2 separate regions of the Mus musculus genome follow, and region 1 is linked to region 2. Evidence: chromatin contacts called from ENCODE POLR2A ChIA-PET data. All regions are on one chromosome and are shown on one strand. The core of a region is the stretch at or near the end of the contact, and the rest is flanking DNA. Distances in the headings are between cores, read along the strand shown. Region 1 holds the start of Eif4h (eukaryotic translation initiation factor 4H). Region 2 holds the start of Clip2 (CAP-GLY domain containing linker protein 2).

Region 1 (2,700 bases), core at 149-2,648, 87 kb before region 2:
TCTTTGTGTGTCAGGGGTACAAAAAAGTGCTGTAAAATTCAGAGGTTCTCCTTCTTCTTGGTTTTTCAAGGCAGGGTTTTTCTGTGTATCCCTGGCTGTCCTCGAACTCACTCTGTAGAGCAGGATGGCCTCAAATTCATAGATCCGCCTGCTTCTGCCTCCAGAATGAGGGGAGTAAAGGCCTTTGCTACCACTTCCTAATTTAGGAGTCACTTCTTAGGAGCTGTCCATCTTGGTTGAATTTTTTTTTTTTTTTTTTTTTTTTTTTTTTTGAGACAGGGTCTATGTACCTGGTCCTCCCGCTAGATGTGTGTGTGTGTGTGTGTGTGTGTGTGTGTGTGAGAGAGAGAGAGAGAGAGAGAGAGAGAGAGAGAGAGAGAAAGAGAGAGAGAGACTCATCTTCTACCATGTGGGTCCTGGGGATCAAACTCAGGTCAAGCTTGGTAACAAACATCCTCACTCACTGAGCCCACCTGCCCACCCTTAAAATTTCTTTTTCAGAGCAGACTCCTGCAAAAATAAAACATATCTAATCTCTTATCAGTTCAACTACAAACAGCCTCATCTTCACCACCCCTCCCCAATACCCAGACAGAGAATACAATTTGTTTTGTCTTTATAAGATTTATTTTGTTTTTTATTTATTTTATTTTATTTTGGAGACCAGTCTCAGTCTTCCTAGAGTAGGGATTACAGATATTTACCACCACGTCGTTTGTAGCAGGTCTCAAAAACAAAGATATTTCACTTCGTCTTGTTCACACACACACACACACACACACCATTCTCACTTACAAGCCTTCTGCCCTTGGTCATCTAGGGACCTCTACCTAGAACAGGTTGTCTTCCTTTTAGCTTTACCCAGGGACCATTTGTCCTGAAGAATTGTGCCCAAGTGGGACCAAGTGGGGCAGACCTAGGGCACTTTAATAAATCTAACGTGATACCAGAGATCCCAACATAGTGGCACACTGTCACCCCAGCCCTTGAGAAAGGGAGAGAGCAAAAAACAAAAAAACAAACCCAAAAAAACAAAAAACAAAACTAGGGGTTCAAGGTCATCCTCAGCTACAGCGCCCCAGCTCCAGGCCAGCCTGGGCTCCACAAAACCCAAACTGAATCTAGTGACAATGAGAAAGCAGCGTGCAGGGTGACAGACAACGCCCGAGGGGTAGGTGACCACGGGGCAGGGCGGGGCAAGGACAGTAAGAGGCAACCACGCGTGAAAGCAGCAAGCTAGCACACAATGGGCCTGGGAGGGCAGAGCGTGCGCGCGGCGCCCCGGGGGCCGGCCGCCGCACCACGTGGGCCGCAGAGCGCGCCGGGGCCAGCAGCGGGCCCCGTCGGCCCAAGGCCGGGCGCGGCGGCGCGCGCATGCGTGCGTGCGACTTGCGATCAGGCAGCGCGGCGGACAGCCCCGGTAGCGGGGCGGGCGGGGGGAGGAGGAGTTATATTGCGGGGTCCTTCCTCGCTGGCCCGCTGGTTCCTCAAGGAGCGGAGACGGCAAATGGCGGACTTCGATACCTACGACGATCGGGCCTACAGCAGCTTCGGCGGCGGTAGAGGGTGAGGCGAGCGGGGCGCGGTCAGGCGGGCCAGCGGCTCGGCCGGGGGGAGTGCCGAAAGGTTCGAAGGGGGAGGCGGCCTTGCCGCGCTCACTCGAGACGGGCGGCGGGAAGCGGCCTGAGCAGGCCCGAGGCGAGGCCTGGAAATGGCGCGCTCCGGGAGCGGCTGGCGACGGTTAGGCTGCGGGTCTCTCGCTTGCTCGCGGCGCACATCCTGCCCTCGGCTCCGCGCCGGCCCCGGACCCGGCACCCTGCGGGGCCTCGGTCGGAAAGTTAGATCACAGCGACACCGGAGGGTTTCCCGGGGATACCAGTGCCCGCCCGCCGCGTCCAGCTTTCTCCCCAGCGCGCTCCGGGCTGGGATGCAGCGCGGAAGCGGGCGGCGGCGGCGGAAGCGGCCTGCCCCTCTCCAGGGTCCCCGCTGCCTGGCGGAGCCCCTGGGTCGCTTCTGCGAGAGGCCCGCCGGCAGCGAGAGGGGCGATTTCCCTTCCGATTCGAGTCTGGATGCTGGGACCGTCGGATCCAGCGAGGGAGACAGGGAGCGGGGACCTGAACCAAAACAAATCCACCGTAGTGGGGAGTGTGCGTGGCTCTTTCTCTCTGCCTCCCTGGCGTTTCGAATGCCTTATTGACAGATACTACGTGTCTGCTGGCGGAGATTGTTGATTTCTTCCCAGTTTCTTCCCTGACCTGGGGAATCGCTTTCGCTTCGTTCTGATTCCGGTCAGATAAAGACAACATACTTTAAAACCAGTCCTCCTCCCACCTCCCTAAATCCTTTACTGATGAATAGATAGCTCCTGGTGCATAATTCCAAAAAACGGGCGCCCGGATAGTTTGTGCCCTTTTAAATAACACGTTACCAGCTGGGGTTGTGGCTCAGTCACAGAGCGATTGTCTAGCATATCTTGGATTCAGTCTCCTGCCAAACAATAGAAATAAACAAGCATCAGCCACTTGCTTTTTTTTCTTTTTTTTTTTTAAGCTTATAGGAGTTTTATGGGACAATTTAATCGTCTTGTTTATTTGTCAAGGACACACTTGGCTTTTATCCTTTTTTACAGCAAAGGTGACTTGCCCGGAGAATATCACAATAGTTGTACTGAGGTGTTGGGTTTCCTAGGTGGCTGCCCCC
Region 2 (2,700 bases), core at 30-2,529:
TGAAATTAAAGGCATGCACCACCACACCCAGCTGAAATGTATGCCCTTGACCACTGAGCCATCTCTCCAGCCCTCATCCTTTCTTTCTAAGACACACATTGAAGGGTTTACAGACAGAGAACTATGGTTGATGGTTGAAGTGTGAACTTTAACTCTTTTATCTGTGGTATTAATTTTCCTTCTTTTTGAGACTATGTAGCCCTGTCTGGCCTGGAACTCTCTATGTAGACCAGGCTGGGCTTAAACTAATACGGATCAGTCTGTTACAGCGTCTCAAGTGCTGGGATTAAAGGCAGGTGCTACCATGGCCAGCTATTTCATTTTTCTGTTAGTGGATGGAACCTGGGGCTTCAGTAATGCTAAGCAGGGGCTCTACCCCTGAGCCCCGCCCCCAGCCCCTCCCTGGGGTTATCCTAGGTAGGTGCTCTACCTCTAAGCCAGGACCCAACCTAAGAGGTGGATTCGTTCCAGTCTGCCATGATTTAGGTCCTATTTCAACACTGAAACTGTCCATCTAGCTACGTAAAACTTGCTCTTTCTCGAACAACCCACTCTTTACTTTGTATACGGTCCACTTCTGAGGAATTTGGCTCTTCTCACACAGACTCTCTTCACTGCAAGAGTTCCTCTGGGCTGGCCTACTGTTGGCATCAATGCACAACTACCTTTTTGTTCTGATGAACTAAAAAACACCCTGCCTCCTTTAAAGATGGGGAAACTGAGGTCCAGAGGTTAACGTACCACCACGCTGAGTGAGACCTTAAGGATTTTTTTGAGACAGAGTCTCACTGTGTAGCTCCGCTTGTCCTCCCGCTCAGTTTGCCTAGTGTCAGGTGTCAGGTGGTACCCCTGAAGCTCTCTGGTCATTTGCATCATTCCCCTTCCTCGCCTCTTTGAACACAGTCCCTAAGTCAACCCTTGCGAAAAGCCTTCCAGATCCCAGCCCCGCCCCCTTACGTTCCTAAGTGTCTCAGTCTCCTTATATGGAATATTTACATAAGCAATGCAGGGTTGAAACAGAAACTGGAACACACATAAATGCGTAGGGCTGAAGGGCCTGTGAGTGAAATCTATTTCCAAGGCTCAAGTCAGCTGTAGATGGTCTTGATGGGGAAGACCAGGTTCCTAAGACTTCTCTGCCCGCCCGCTCCCCAGTCTTTGCGCGTCACTGTTGCCTGAGAACCCGGAGACCAGGATTGTGGGCACCGCCCCCAACCTCCCCCCCACCCCCCGCGCTCCGGGCCCCGCCTTCCTGCGCCCGCCGCTACGCCGGCCCCTTTTGTTCGCTCTCTGGCCGCTGAGCTCTCCTGGCGCTCGGCTTCTCTCGGCTGGGCTCGGCTCACCTTGGCAGGGCTCCACCGGGCTCCGCTCTGCTCGGTTTCTCTCGCCTCCGCCCCGTTTGGCTCGGATCTTCCCGGCTCGGCCCCGCTCGGCTCGACTCAGCTCGGCTCCGCCTCGGGGCGCGCAGGCAGCGGCCGGGCTTACTGGATCGGCCCCTCCCTCTATCCCCTTCTGGACGTAGATCCTGTGCGAGGCCCGGACTCCGAGCGCGGAGACCCGGTTAGTGTATCGGCGTGAGGAGACCGGCGCAGCATCCTCGTTCCCGGGACGCGCGGACCAAGAGGAGGCGAGGGGTGTCGGGTCCTGGTCGCTGCTGGAGCTCCAAGGTAGGCGCCGCTCTGGGGACGCGCGCGATGGGGGCGCGCGGGCAACAAAGGACGCAGAGTCGCGGGGGGCGGCGGCACCCTATCCTGGAAAGAAAAGGGGGTGCTATCACCAAGCCATTGTCGTCGCGTGGGCAAGGACAGCGGACAGGGTCGCTGCCGCTGGTGGGCGTGGGCGGGGTGAACCCCAACTTCCTTAACCCAGGTCGCTGCTGGGGTTGGGGGCGCCCCTGGATTGCACGTCCAGATGGTGCAAACATCCATAGCTTGGGATTCGGGTGTTTTTGTTGGCGTCCTCTTTCCAAGAGCGGATCCAGGACAAGCTGCAGAGCTCTTGGGGAAGGCTCACACAGGCTCTGTGGGGGCACAGCCTGGTGGGCGCGGCCATCAGCTCTCATCTTCAGACCTGGCATCTGGGATGAGACACGGAGGCCCCCGCCCCGCCACCTGGGGTCGCCTGGTTGGTGCCCTTAGCAAAACTTGATTGGAGAGCCTGGCTTGGCAGAGGATAGGGTAAGGGGGAGGCCCAGGCAGGGTGGCTTTCCGCAGGGTTGCCCCCCCAAGCTGGCGCTGGTAGCTGGTGAGGCAGCAGTTTTTTTCCCTCCCCCCAGGGAGGGGCAGTGGCGACGCAGGATGCAGGGCTGAGCCTCCAGGGCTAGCCCGCGTGGATCCTCAGGAGGGGCCTGTGTGTTTGTCCTGGACTCACTGGGCTTTGCCACGCGTGCCTTCTCCCGATCCTGGCCAAAGCCTGGAAAGGTCGTTGCAGAGGAACACCTTAGGGGTAGAGGAATCACAATCCAGCCTCTGAGATCCCGCTCCTGTCTTCTGGACTACAAATGGGCAGGGGCCTGGACGGTTGTGGAACTAGGAATTGGCTTTAATCTTGAAGGGTGCCCCGACAGAGGACGCTGGGGATGGGGCTGGCCTAGGGCTGTGCTCTGAGGAGCTAGAGAGCACCACGTGGGGCCACCTTCCCTTTGCTGTGAGCCAGAGGCCTCTCCCCATCAGTTGTAAATGTAAACAATGAGTCCTTCAT

What was found. ChIA-PET counts read pairs that join two places held with the same protein, here RNA polymerase II (POLR2A).
Region 1: POLR2A ChIA-PET joins it to region 2 with 20 read pairs in Patski. The contact joins the promoter of Eif4h here to the promoter of Clip2 in region 2. POLR2A ChIA-PET finds 5 or more read pairs at or near these places in 2 of 5 experiments (Patski and embryonic stem cell).

Annotation. Positions count from the first base shown.
Region 1 is chr5:134,638,107-134,640,806 of GRCm38, reverse strand. It overlaps Eif4h (eukaryotic translation initiation factor 4H), which reads left to right and starts at 1,398. Exons shown (of 7, transcript NM_033561.2): 1 at 1,398-1,566. The coding sequence starts at 1,508.
Region 2 is chr5:134,551,013-134,553,712 of GRCm38, reverse strand. It overlaps Clip2 (CAP-GLY domain containing linker protein 2), which reads left to right and starts at 1,279. Exons shown (of 17, transcript NM_009990.3): 1 at 1,279-1,667.